3 separate regions of the Homo sapiens genome follow, and all the other regions are linked to region 1. The links are chromatin contacts, found by Hi-C in ENCODE. All regions are on one chromosome and are shown on one strand. The core of a region is the stretch at or near the end of the contact, and the rest is flanking DNA. Distances in the headings are between cores, read along the strand shown. Region 1 holds the start of NDUFS1 (NADH:ubiquinone oxidoreductase core subunit S1). Region 2 holds the start of KCTD18 (potassium channel tetramerization domain containing 18). Region 3 holds the start of PGAP1 (post-GPI attachment to proteins inositol deacylase 1).

Region 1 (4,325 bases), core at 404-2,903:
GGATGGAAAATGTTAATGACTAATCATTTCTTAAACTAGACTGGATACTTTTCCATATAGGGACTATGCTATTCCACGTTCTCCAACATGGATCCATCCATTTACTTCTTGCCTTCCAAGGTACCACCCTATCCCAATCCACCATCACTCCTTGCCTGGAGTATTTCAATAGCTTTTTTTTTTTTTTTTTTGAGACAGAGTCTCGCTCTGTCGCCCAGGCTGGAGTGCAGCGGAGCGATCTCGGCTCACTGCAAGCCCCGCCACCCGGGTTCACGCCAGCCTCCTGCCTCAGCCTCCCAAGTAGCTGGACTACAGGCGCCCGCCACCACGCCCAGCTAATTTTTTGTATTTTTAGTAGAGACAGGGTTTCACCGTGTTAGCCAGGATGGTCTCGATCTCCTGGCCTCGTGATCCGCCCGCCTCGGCCTCCCAAAGTGGTGGGATTACAGGAGTGAGCCACCGCCTCCGGCCTTCAATAGCTTAACAGGTCACCAAGCTTCCACACTATTCCCACACAGCCTCTCCCCTCTTGCCACCGGCTGTGACCTCAGACTGAAATGCTCTTCCCTGGCCCCTCCTTATCCTTCAAATCTTGGCTTAAAAGCCTTTTCTCAGTTTCATTGACCAGGCTATCTAACATTTACGATTCCCCCAGCATATCATCCATTTTATTCTTCTTTACGGACTCATTTCTGGCTCGTAGTAAATGTTCAATAACGGTTAAGTGAACTGAATCTCTAATTTCTGGTCGTTAATTTGTAGAGACCACTTTCCCGGATTTAAAAAGTGCAGGTGCTCTGGCAGCCTTAAGTCGGTGAAAACAAGAATATTCCGCAAAACAAAAATAACTTGTTTATTCATCAAAAACAGTTAACGTTACACTTCTATACCGTCAATTCGTGTGTGAACAGAGTTGTGTCTGATCCAAGACCTTACAGTTCAAGCACTGGATCCCAATAACCTGTAAACAACGTTTTGTTATTTGCAATGCAATCCTGGGCTAACTTTTCAAAAGTCGTTTTTCTCAATTTCCCGTTAGTTAAAGGAATAAAAAAATGCTGTCCAACGTGGTCAATGGACCAAACAAACAAGGACAACAAACAGAAGCGTGAGCCATTGCTAACACAACAGCGACCAAACAATCATGCACTGTATCAGGCGTGTAAAAATCTGGGGGGAAAGGCTTAGTCTTAAGGCCTAAGTCATCGGACACTGGTCCTCTCCCGGGGAATAAAACGGCCTCCTCCTCTGAGAGGGAAATGTCCTGAATTTTCCCTGCAGAGGGAAGGTCACCTGCAAGCCTACATTCGTGACAGCGTTCCCGAGGACCCCCTGATCCTCATCTTCTTTTCTGCTTCATCAGACCAGAGACCGTGGCTAAAAGCCCCCCATCTGCCGGCTCTCAGGGGCTTCCGAGGCGGCGGGGCGGGAGGCGGCGCCCAGTCAAGGACAACAGAAGACTACGTCGCGTGGGCCAAAGGAAACAGTCCCGTCAATAAATAAGCCTCTGGCCGACGCACCTCACCCTTCCCATCCATACAAGACCTCACCTTCTCCCCGGAGCCGCGGAGGCTGTTCTGCTAAACTGTCTGGACCACGACGACCCCCTAGGAGGCCGGGTCGCTTATTCAATATGGCGGCCTCGGCTAACTCTGTCAGCCGGGCCTGGAGAACGGAAAGCCCGGAGGGACTAGAATCCTTGCATTCGACAAGTTTGTCGGCAATTTCCGTCAGCCGACCAGAGGGCGGAGCTGAGGTCGGCCCAGCCCGGAGGCGGGAAGGACAACTTGGACCCGCAGTTCCGCCGGAAGTGGCCCCAGCCTCGAGGCCGGGCGTCTTCGGTCATCTCCGGCGCTTCTAGGGCTGGTTCCCGTCATCTTCGGGAGCCGTGGAGGTACGAACTTAAGACATGCCTATTTTATTAATTTACTTCCAAACGCAACGAAAGGTCCATGGACAATTTGTGGGCCATTTAATTCAGGGCCCCCAATTCGTACGTGGAGAAGTGGGAATGCAAAAGTACTTTGACCTTTAACCTTCGGTCCGGCGCGGTGGAGGGAAACGCCTCCGTCTCTATATAAGGAATTTTCCGGTCTCTTCGGGTCCTTTTTCCTCTCTTCAGCGTGGGGCGCCCACAATTTGCGCGCTCTCTTTCTGCTGCTCCCCAGCTCTCGGATACAGCCGACACCATGGGTTTCGGAGACCTGAAAAGCCCTGCCGGCCTCCAGGTGCTCAACGATTACCTGGCGGACAAGAGCTACATCGAGGGGTGAGCGGACGGGCTGAGTCGGGGTGGCGGGGAGGTTTCTCCGCCCGGGGCCGGGGCCACGTGGCGCAGCGTGTCGGCTGCCGCGGGAGGGAGGGAGGCCGGGCCCGGGGCCCTTTCGAGAGGGAGGGGAAAGCGCCCCGTTGCCGTCTCCCAAGGCCCTCGTGTGGGGCGAGCCCGGCCTCCGGGGAGCGGTTCACGAGCAAGGAAAGGTTAAAATGTGCTTTATTTACACTTAATTCAGCCAGGTGTTTCCGCATCGCTGCCCAGTTAATACATGTTAAGCTGTAGATAGAGCAACGCCAGACATTGCAGTATTTGAGGTCTACTTAGTGGCAGACATTTCTCAGGATAGCGCGGTGACCCAAACATATGGTTTGATTTGAAGGAGCTAATAAGAAAAGAAAAGCATTAAAGCAACCCTGCTGGGGTTAGTGCCCACTAATTAATGTGATGCATACGGTATTTATTATTTATTCGCTGGCGTTTGTTTTTCAAAGGTGTGTGTGAATGTTTCTGTGTCCTTGGCAGGTATGTGCCATCACAAGCAGATGTGGCAGTATTTGAAGCCGTGTCCAGCCCACCGCCTGCCGACTTGTGTCATGCCCTACGTTGGTATAATCACATCAAGTCTTACGAAAAGGAAAAGGCCAGGTAAAATCATCTTTGTATAGAGCTGAAGAATAAGACTGCTCTCGAAGTTTATCAGGATGTTCACATGACAAAACTGGACCCAGGCTACTTTAGTTTTGTTGGGATATTGTAAGCTAAATTTTTCTGTAACCTTAGAAGGCCAAGAGACTGAAGCCCTCCATTTTTTCACAGAACAGGTAGAACATGGACAGCAGCAATTCAACTTTTCCCCACACTGCCCTGCCAATGTGCCTCGACCTTGACCTGGGGGGCCCACCTCTGGGGTGAGAGGGTGGCTCATTCATTCAGTCCTTGGCCATTCTTCTGAAACTGCCAACAAGGGTGGAAGTTTGGGGAAGTGGACTCCAGTTCACTAAGAATGGAACTGAGCATACTTAATGAAATCTCAAACAGAAATGTTCATACTGAAAGAGTAAATCATAGTGAGTATTGAAAATAATGTCTCACATGGTACTAATGCTTGTCGGGTGAGGAGTTGAACATATGACAGTGTTTACCTGGGCGCATGTGAAAGGGTAAATTATGATTGCAAAAGGGATCTAGTGATAAGTAGTGATTAAAACAAGTTATTTTGTATTTTCTGGAAAAGGATGTTATACTAGCTCAATAGTGGTTGAATTTAAATGTTTTTCAAGCCTGCCAGGAGTGAAGAAAGCTTTGGGCAAATATGGTCCTGCCGATGTGGAAGACACTACAGGAAGTGGAGCTACAGATAGTAAAGATGATGATGACATTGACCTCTTTGGATCTGATGATGAGGAGGTATGGCGTCTTCTATAAAGAACATATCGGCCAGGCGCAGTGGCTCATGCCTGTAATCCCAGCATGTTGGGAGGCTGAGGCGGGTGGATCACGAGGTCAGGAGTTGAAGACCAGCCTGGCCAAGATGGTGAAACCCTGTCTGTACTAAAAATACAAAAAAATGTGGCAGGCATCTGTAATCCCAGCTACTCAGGCGGCTAAGGCAGAGAATTGCTTGAACCTAGGAAGCGGAGGTTGCAGTGAGCCAAGATCGTGCCACTGCATCCAGCCTGGGCGACAGAGCGAGACTCCGTCCCAAAAAAAAAAAAAAAGAATACATCGATCAGCAATTGTATCAATGTGGTTAAGCCAAATTGCCTGGATTTGAATCCTGGCTTTAATTTATATGCCTTTTTCAAATTCTGACTGGTTGCATGATGAATAAAATCAAATCACCATCTTTCGGCTGAGTTCGTGATGGATTTGCTTTTTTCTGATTAAGCCAGTCTTTTTTGTGATGACCCCACTAGCTTTAAGCAGAGGAACAACCAGCTTTCTGAAGTGGATTAATTTTTTTTCTTTACAGGAAAGTGAAGAAGCAAAGAGGCTAAGGGAAGAACGTCTTGCACAATATGAATCAAAGAAAGCCAAAAGTAGGTCATTT
Region 2 (4,223 bases), core at 1,102-3,601, 5.6 Mb before region 1:
ACTCTGGAAATGTAAGGAAATAAAGGAGCAGGAATTATTAACAATGATAACTATAATTCTTAAGTTAGGTAACTAAGGAATATATAATTTATCAACTGAGATTATAATTCTTCTTTTAATTTTTTTAAATTTTTAAAAAATGAGACAGGGTCTCGCTGTGTTGCCCAGGCTAGTCTTGAACTCCTGGGCTCAAGCAATCCTCCTGTCTTGGCCTTCCGAAGTGCTGAGTATACAGGCATGAGCCACCACGCCCAGCCTGAGATCAGAATTCTATGTAGACCAGTAGCCAGGCCAGTCTAGAACTACAAATAACACCTCCAAATCATCCAGCTTCTTCACTGTGAAATGGATGAAGCTTTAGGGAAGTTTTGGGGGGTTTTTGTTTGTTTGCTTGTTTGTTTTTTGAGATGGAGTCTCGCTCTGTAGCCCAGGGTGGAGTACAGTGGCGCCATCTCGGCTCACTCCCGGGTTCAAGCAATTCTCCTGCCTCAGCCTCCTGAGTAGCTGGGACCACAGGTATACACCATCATGCCGGGCTAATTCTTGTAATTTTAGTAGAGACGGCGTTTCACCATATTGGGCAGTCTGGTCTCCAACTCCTGACCTCAGGTGATCCACCCACCTCGGCCTCCCAAAGTGCTGAGATTACAGGCGTGAGCCACTGCACCAGGCCCAGGGAAGGTTTAAGGGTTGGATTTTTTTAATCCATTCTGGAGATCACAGAACCACAAGTGACACTGTGGTGTTTTCCCACCTAAAACAATACTGTGATGAAAAAGGTACTCCCAATTATTGAGAATCTGCAGTATCCACACATTTCATAGCAAGTTGAAAATGGCTGCCAAAAGGCTCAACTACATCCATGTCAATTCACTTTTACTCAGTGAACAACTAAGATCGTTTTGTAGATGCCAGCTAGTCTCCAATAAAATGGAAGGAGACCATTAAAATCTGAGGAAGACCATGTGTGTAGAATACGGTCAGCAACAGAAACCATTATGGGCCAAAGGTCCAGCCTTCCAAAACCACTTATGGATGTGACATCTCGCACTGCCTAGAAGTCCTGGGAGCAGCACTCCAAAGATCCATGTGTGAGAGCCACCTCTGAGGCATGGGATGGAACTTGTTCCCTCTGCCTCATTACTGGCTCCCTGGAATCCTATCTATTCTTCAAGGCCTTCAGCAAACCTAATTTCTTGCATGACCGTCCCACGTATCCTTCTGCCCCCCAAGTTAGAATCCTTGCACAATTCTACAAATATACTGTGTGTCTGTCCACTTTTTACCCCACTTGTTTAATCCCTACTTTTTGGTCTGTAGGCCAAGGAAGCCAGGGCCTGTGTCACTCTTAATAACTCCCATTTACTGAATGCTTATTATGTGCCAGCCATTGTAAGAGACACTTGACACACTTTACCTAATTCACACAAAAACTCTATTGGATGGGAATTACTGTCCCTGTTGACAGATGAGGCCATTGGGGTAAAAAAAAAGAGTGATGTGTACAGGGGCCACACAAGGACTGACTGCTAGTAGGTTGTGGAGCCAGCCCCAATCCAGAACGGCAGGACGAACCCCAAGTTCTTCCTGCTTCACCCCACACCGCCTCCTCCAGCACTGTTTCACCCCTATGGATCCTGACCCAGCCCTTTCACTCTCTAAGCATCTGTCCATCTCAAGACTTGGCTACGATAACACAGCAGCACCCCGATCCCGAGGATTTAAGAGCTACTCCTCCTACCCCAACCCCAGGCAGTCTCTCCTAAGGATAGGAACATCATCATTCCAAGGCCACACCAGGGGGGCACTCCGCAGGCCCCATCCTCAAAAGCACCCAGTTAGGCTCCCTGCTATGTGGAAAGTGTCCAGCCCTCGGGGACAATGTCCCCCAGAGTGCATTCCTATGATCACCTGCATCAAAACCATCAGGGACGCTTGGGAAAACGAAGACACTCCGGCCACAGCACACAGTTCCTCAGAAAGTCTGAGGAGGGGTCGGGATCTGCCCGCGAACCCCACTTTGAAAAACATCGCTCAAGGGGCTCACACTCCTCTTCCGAAGCGGGAAGAGCCGGGAGGAGCTGGGGAGCCAGAAAGCCCCGCCACGGTCTTCCGCGGCCTGGAGACCCCAAATCGGCCCGAAGCCCGAGCCTGCAGCCCGGGGCGCGCGCGTTACCAGCGCGGCCCGTGCCCTTCCTCAGGGCGCCCCGCCGCCTTCCGGGCCCGCGGCCCATCCCGCGCCCGGCTCTTCCGCACCGGGGGGGTGGGGCGGGTCGGCAGCTTCCCAGACTGACCTGCGGCCCGCCAGACCCTCGGCGCGGCCGCCGGACGCCGCGGGGCGGACGCGGAAGTGAACGCCTTCTCAGCTGCTCGGCAACTCGGGAGCAGAGCGGCCCCAGCGGCGCCCCCGTGCGGCCCGGCTCTGAGGCAGCGGCTCAGGGAGGGAGGGAGGCCACGTCCCGGGCACGCCACGCCACGCCACGCCCCGCCCCCAGATTCGTCTCGCCCCAGTGGGCCGCCTCGGAGTCGGGTGGGTCTTCCATCCCGGAGGTAAGGGAAACACACGGTAGAGAAGGCCAGGGCTGAACCCCAAGGGACGGTCTTGTGTGTTCAGAGGCTGGTTTTACAGGTGAAGAGAAGAAACAGCCGCAGAAGTTGCGATTGTCCAAGGTCACTTAATAAGTGGCAAGAATTAGGATGTTAAGTGTTCTCACCCCCAGGTCAGTGCCCATCCCTCCAAACAGGGCTGCTCAGTGCCAACGTGTGTTAATATATTGCACTTGGATAAGTCTATCTGGATAGTGTCTGCAGCTTACAAAGCTTTTTCACACACAGCATTCTTGTTTAGTCTGTGTGACAGTGATATAAAGGGTGATATTTATTTCCCATTATAGCAAGGAAAATTGAGGCGAGAGCAAACATTTATTCAACACTTTTGTACACCTGACACTGTGCTAAGTGCTTTGCATGCACTACTTAATTTCCTGTTAACGATAACCCTAAAACAGTTCTTCCAGTTTCTAGCACCATCTTACCTTGTGCAAGGTACTGTGCTAGATATTTCAAGAGAAATATAACAGTCCTGTTTTCAAGGTGCTTCCCCAAAATCAAAAATATTTGGTTCCAAATTTCCCTGACTGGCTCTTAGAAGAGAATAAGCCAAAGAGAGGTAAGTCAACCTATCCCCTTAGATATTAACAGTCTTAGGAGAGAGGGAAGGTTTGTTCAACCTGTAATTATTAAGCACTAGCTATGGAGCAAGCACTGAGAGTAAAGGACTGGAAGAGACAAATAATGGGCGTTCAACCTTACTTTCCAGTACAACATGCAGAAAACTTGTTCTGTAAATATTTTAGGCTTTGTGGGCCATGCACAACTACTCAACTCAGCAGTTGTAGTCTAAAAGAAGGCATAGGCAAAACCTGAACAAATGAGCATTGCTAGTTCCAACTTTATGGACACTGAAATTCCAATTTCACATAATTTTCATGTGTCAAAAAATATTCTTTTAAAAATGCAGCTTTTTCAAACACTTAAATATGTACAAGCCATTCTTAGATCATGGGCCAGACAAAAACAAATGGTGGTCCATGGGCCATAGTTTGCCTGCCCTTGTTCAAGTGGGAGAAACAGACACTAAGCAAAGTGGTGACAGAGAGTGATAACTAGGTGCGAGGAAATGAGTGGACATTTAAGTTGAGGGCTAGGAGTCAGAATGAGTCCACCTTCTGCAGAGATGGAGGAAGGGTATTTTAGGAAGAAGGGAGAGCAAGTCGGAAGCCCCTCAGGCAGGAAAGGACTCAGCAATTTGTAGGAAGAGAAAGGCCACTAGTATGTCTGAGCCTTGGTGGGCATCAGGACAAAGGGGAAGATGAGATGGGATGAGGTTGAAGAGAGAGGCAAGAGCCCAGACTCTAAAGTATTGTGTGGCCATGGTAGAAATTTAATTTGACTGTAAGCATAATGAGAAGCTATTGAAAGGTTTTAAGCAGGGAAGTGACACAATTGATTTACTATTAAAAAAAAATAATCACTGCAGCTACTGAGATGAGAATGGATTGGAAAGGTGTGAGATGGAAGTAGATGACTATTGCAATAATCCAGGGGAGAAATGTCTTAGTTCCTCCTTGAGTAGTGTTGGCAATAAAGAGAAGTGGATGGATGCAAGAGGGGTACTCAGGAGATAGACATGACATAAAATTTGTTGGTGGATCAAATACAAT
Region 3 (4,211 bases), core at 1,084-3,583, 9.2 Mb before region 1:
ATATCTTTAAAACATTTTTATTCATGAAAGCCATTTGGTTCTCAACAGAATGGCCTCATTTATCCAGAAATCTCACTATGTTCAAAATGACTCATTTCTATAGGCTGGTTTTAATTGTATTTGTAAGATAACATGACCTGGTATGCAAAACAAAAAGACTTAAGAATACAATATAAATACTATCATGAATTAACACAGCTTTTTACATCATAAAAACCTGCTAAAAATCAAAAACTTCTGCCACTGTGATTATTACTGTATTAGCAAATTATTAATAGAAGTGTAAAACCCCAAAAAAGCAACTTAAACCAAAATAACTAAACCTAGACTACTCAACAACAATAAAAACCCAAAGAGCTCTTTACCATTAGCTACACTAATTTTCTGTTTTTCCAGTCAATTTATGAGGCAGGAAATGCGTCTGTGAGATCCATATGCTTTGTTCCCAACGCTAAAGAGAACAATTTCTACTTCTGTGAATATTAAAATAGCTTCAATAATTGTAGGAAATCTAAAAATAAATGGGAATTAGTACTGTACTGTCACAAAATGATTTTAACCAAACTCTTCAATGCGGTACAAAACTAAAGTGACCTACTTCAATCTATTGGGAGTTTCCTAATTATTAAACCAAAAATAAGGAGGGAATTATAATAGCTCTATTTTCAGTTTTTTAAAATACTAAACTAAAAAGGTTTGCTTAGAAATGAACAGAGACGACAGTAACATGTCAAAATCTTCTCCTTCGATAGCATCCCTACCAAATGTTTCCACTCTCTTATCATCATAAATGCAAAACCAAGGTAAGGATCTAAACACAAATGAAATCTAAATTTACTAGAATTTTTCCCATGGGAAAGAATGCTCTTCAGCAATTTAAACCTTAAGTAGTCTTAAGATCAAAATAATAGCAGCGTAATCAAGTAACAGGCTTCCTCCATAATGACTTGTACAAAGAAGCAATCAGGACTTGCATCCTTCACCCTAAAAAAAAAACTGCTGTGATTTTAAGAGTATACTAAAAATGTATTTTATCAATATATGTTATAGTGCATATACATTTTATGGTAGGGAATTATTACAATAGGTAGTCCATAATTAAGAGATGCACTTAGAAATAAAAGAATCATTCGGAAAAATTCTCTTAGGACAGTTGTGTAATTTGTCTGCGCCTCTTTTTACAGCTAGTCATGAATGAAATTCTAGATCCTACTATGCCGAACTAACGAAGCCATTGATTGAAAACATTCAAAATGGCATGGAAGCGGTAGGGGTGGAGAGAGAAGGGTTGGCTCTCTCTTAAACTCCGAACCCAGCGAGAAAACAAAAATAGCACCATGAAATAGATTTTGTATGCAACTATTAAGAGGCTCGGCTGCTGAGAGACATGCATAAACACAGGTATGCACACACACAGGCAAGCCCACACACGCACGGCCCCTTAACCTGCAAAATAAGAGGATCTGCAACATCTTTCCAAGAGGGGATCTAGTTTCCAATTCAATGACTCGCCAGTTTACCCATAGGCAAAACCCTGGAGTCTCTAAAAACAGCCTTGGGAACTATCTAGCCAATATACACTCTGCAGACGCTCGGTCCCTTTCTAGAAATGCGAAATCTGACGAGCAGATCACCGGGCGCGAGGGGAATTTAGGCGCGTGGGAAGCAAAGGAAGGTCCTGGGGCACGGGTTAAGGCAAGAACGCGAGAGGGATGGAGCTTCGGTTTAGGGAGAAGGGTTGAGGCTGCCTCTCTGGGCATGAGGGGGGCTGGGCCCGGCCAGTCAGAAGAGCTTGTGCCCAGGATTTGGGGCTGGGGAGGAGGCGGAGGGACAGCGGAGTAACTACGAGGACGACCACGAGGATGCTCTCGGGAAATCGTCTAACAAACACCCCACCGTGAAGAAGGGACACAAAGGGGAGGTGAGGGGGGCAGAAGGGGGATGCAGAGTCTCCCCGGGCGGAGAAAACAGAGGCGAGGACGGGACAGGGGGCCCGAGAGGCGCAGAGAGCCAAGGCAGGACGAACCCACAGAAGGAAAAAGGCACCAGGGGCCAGAGTCTTGGAGCGCCCGGCTGAGGAGAGGGCAGAACCTTACCTGATACTCCGGGTACTCAAACATGTAGCTCATACTGCACTTATTCTCCTCGAAGCCGAAGAAGACATCCCACAGCCCCAGGGTTGCCAGAAAGACCATGAAGACATAAAACGCCAGGTTCCAGAGATTAACTGAGTGAAGAAACATGGTGCCGCCACCACCGCCGCCGCCGCCGCCGCCCCCTCTACCTCCTTCTCCGCCGCGGGGCCCCAAGCCCGGACTGAGCGTGCTAGACACTGTCCGACCGCCACCCCCGGAGCCGAGCCCCAGCCGCGCGCGCCTGCGCTGATGCCCGGCCTGCCCGTTCGCCAGCCGCGCAGTGCGCCTGCGCGCACCAGGTCCGCGGCGCCTCTGGCCTGGCGACTCCCAGAGCCGAGGGAGGAGTAGGTGTTGCAGCGCGAGCGCGGATCTACGGGAAAGAGAAAGAGGGAGAAAGCAGGGTGGGCTGGGCTGGAGGGTGAGGGGAAAGAAGGGAAGTGGGGAGAGAAAGACGCGAGGAGTGGCTGGCGGGAGGGAAAGAAGAGAGAGAGAGGAAGCATCCAGAGGGGGATGGGCGGAGCGCGGGAGCCCTGGAGACGAGCCGGGGGATTGGGCAGGAGGCGGGTGTCAGATGGGTGAATCTGGGGAGGGGACTAGAGCCCAGAGTCCAGAGGCGATTAAGGACCGAGAGCGGACCGAGAGAGGGGAGGAGGACTTAAAAGCCCAGGGGTCATCAGCTGTCACCTCGCAAACGCCTCTCCCTGCGGCAGTTTAAAAACGCTTCCCGTTCAATTTTGAAAAGACTCAGGCCTCCGCAATTTCGGTTTTCCCAACGGTAGTAGAGCACACTCACAGCTCTCTGGAGCAGTTAGCTTGAAGAGGGAACAAATGGCTTTATTTTCCCTCTTCTACCGCCTACTTGGGCCCAGTAGGTAACAGCGCTTAAAAGCACCGGCTCATTAAAAAAAAAAAAAAAAAAAAAAAAAAAAACACCCGCAAGCCGACGAGATTCTGCTCTTGGTATCAGATGAAAGCCTGAATCACAAAAAGCATCGTTAGTCCTTAAAATATGTTACCAAAATATCTATTAGCACTGACGTCCCCAACAGGTATCTGCGTAATCAGTTTGACGCTGACTCGCCTTGCTCTCCAGAACCTCCATCTCTTGGGGAATGGGTTCCACGTTAACTGGAGGAGGCAATTTCGTCCAGCTTCCATTCAAACTCGCAAATGACTTAATTCGTTTTGAAGAATTTCGGTTCTGTTTTGTACAAAGGAGGAGTTTTTAAAAAAAGCTCGAAATCAATCACTTGTAGCAGCTTCAAAACACTAGAATGTTAGGAAAAAGACATCACTCTTTAAAGCTGACTCAACAGTAGACGGTGTGTGTGTGCGTGTGTGTGTAGTAACCACAGGATTCTTAGAATGGTCTTTGGCACTAAATGAATTTCATTGAACTTGGGCTGATTTTCTGGTATATTTTCTGTGCAGAGGAAGTTTGGCTACAATACATAAAATCAAAGAATTTTAAAACCAAAAGGAAGCTTATAGTTTATCTTGTACAACACCCTGATGTTCAGATTACGAAACTATGAAGAAGAAGTGGAGTGATCCTGAAAATCAAGATAGTCTTTACCCTGCACAGAAACAGTTGCAAGTCTAAACAAACACAGCTAGCTACGGAATGTGGAGTATTGACGGAGAAAGACAGAAATGGGAAAATGCGGAAGCAGTCTCCTTTTTTGTAGGGAGATAAGTCTGGAAAGACCAGGATAACAGGGGAGCTGTAGGTGGTACTGATCAGGAGGGCAATTAAGTAATATGTCATTGAAGTAAGTCCTGTATGAGACGTGTCGTTTTTGTTTGTTTTGAGACTGAGTCTTGCTCTGTCGCCCAGGCTGGAGTGCAGTGGCGCGATATCGACTCACTGCAGCCTCCGCTTCCCGGGTTCAAGTGATCCTGGTGCCTCGGCCTCCAAGTAGCTGGGATTATAGGTGTGACCACCACACCTGGCTAATTTTTTTTTTTTTTTTTTTGAAACGGAGTCTTGCTCTGTCGCCCAGGCTGGAGTGCAGTGGCGCGATATTGACTCACTGCAGCCTCCGCTTCCCGGATTCAAGTGATCCTGGTGTCTCA

What was found. Hi-C counts contacts between places; a loop is a spot of excess contacts on that map. Pooled maps may share reads with other maps.
Region 2: a pooled map shows a loop between it and region 1 (13-fold over the local background). The contact joins the promoter of KCTD18 here to the promoter of NDUFS1 in region 1. A Hi-C loop is called at or near these places in 8 of 50 pooled maps.
Region 3: a pooled map shows a loop between it and region 1 (6-fold over the local background). The contact joins the promoter of PGAP1 here to the promoter of NDUFS1 in region 1. A Hi-C loop is called at or near these places in 2 of 50 pooled maps.

The regions. Positions count from the first base shown.
Region 1 is chr2:206,157,791-206,162,115 of GRCh38, forward strand. NDUFS1 (NADH:ubiquinone oxidoreductase core subunit S1) reads right to left here and starts at 1,654. Exons shown (of 19, transcript NM_005006.7): 1 at 1,551-1,654. It overlaps EEF1B2 (eukaryotic translation elongation factor 1 beta 2), which reads left to right and starts at 2,105. Exons shown (of 6, transcript NM_001959.4): 1 at 2,105-2,269; 2 at 2,798-2,920; 3 at 3,556-3,682; 4 at 4,248-4,314. The coding sequence starts at 2,190. It overlaps SNORD51 (small nucleolar RNA, C/D box 51), which reads left to right and starts at 4,091; the gene lies at 4,091-4,160. RefSeq lists enhancers at 1,332-1,741, 1,852-2,111 and a silencer at 2,372-2,441.
Region 2 is chr2:200,507,717-200,511,939 of GRCh38, forward strand. KCTD18 (potassium channel tetramerization domain containing 18) reads right to left here and starts at 2,352. Exons shown (of 7, transcript NM_152387.4): 1 at 1,912-2,352. RefSeq lists a silencer at 2,125-2,584.
Region 3 is chr2:196,924,374-196,928,584 of GRCh38, forward strand. PGAP1 (post-GPI attachment to proteins inositol deacylase 1) reads right to left here and starts at 2,334. Exons shown (of 27, transcript NM_024989.4): 1 at 2,097-2,334. The coding sequence starts at 2,243. RefSeq lists a silencer at 2,283-2,532.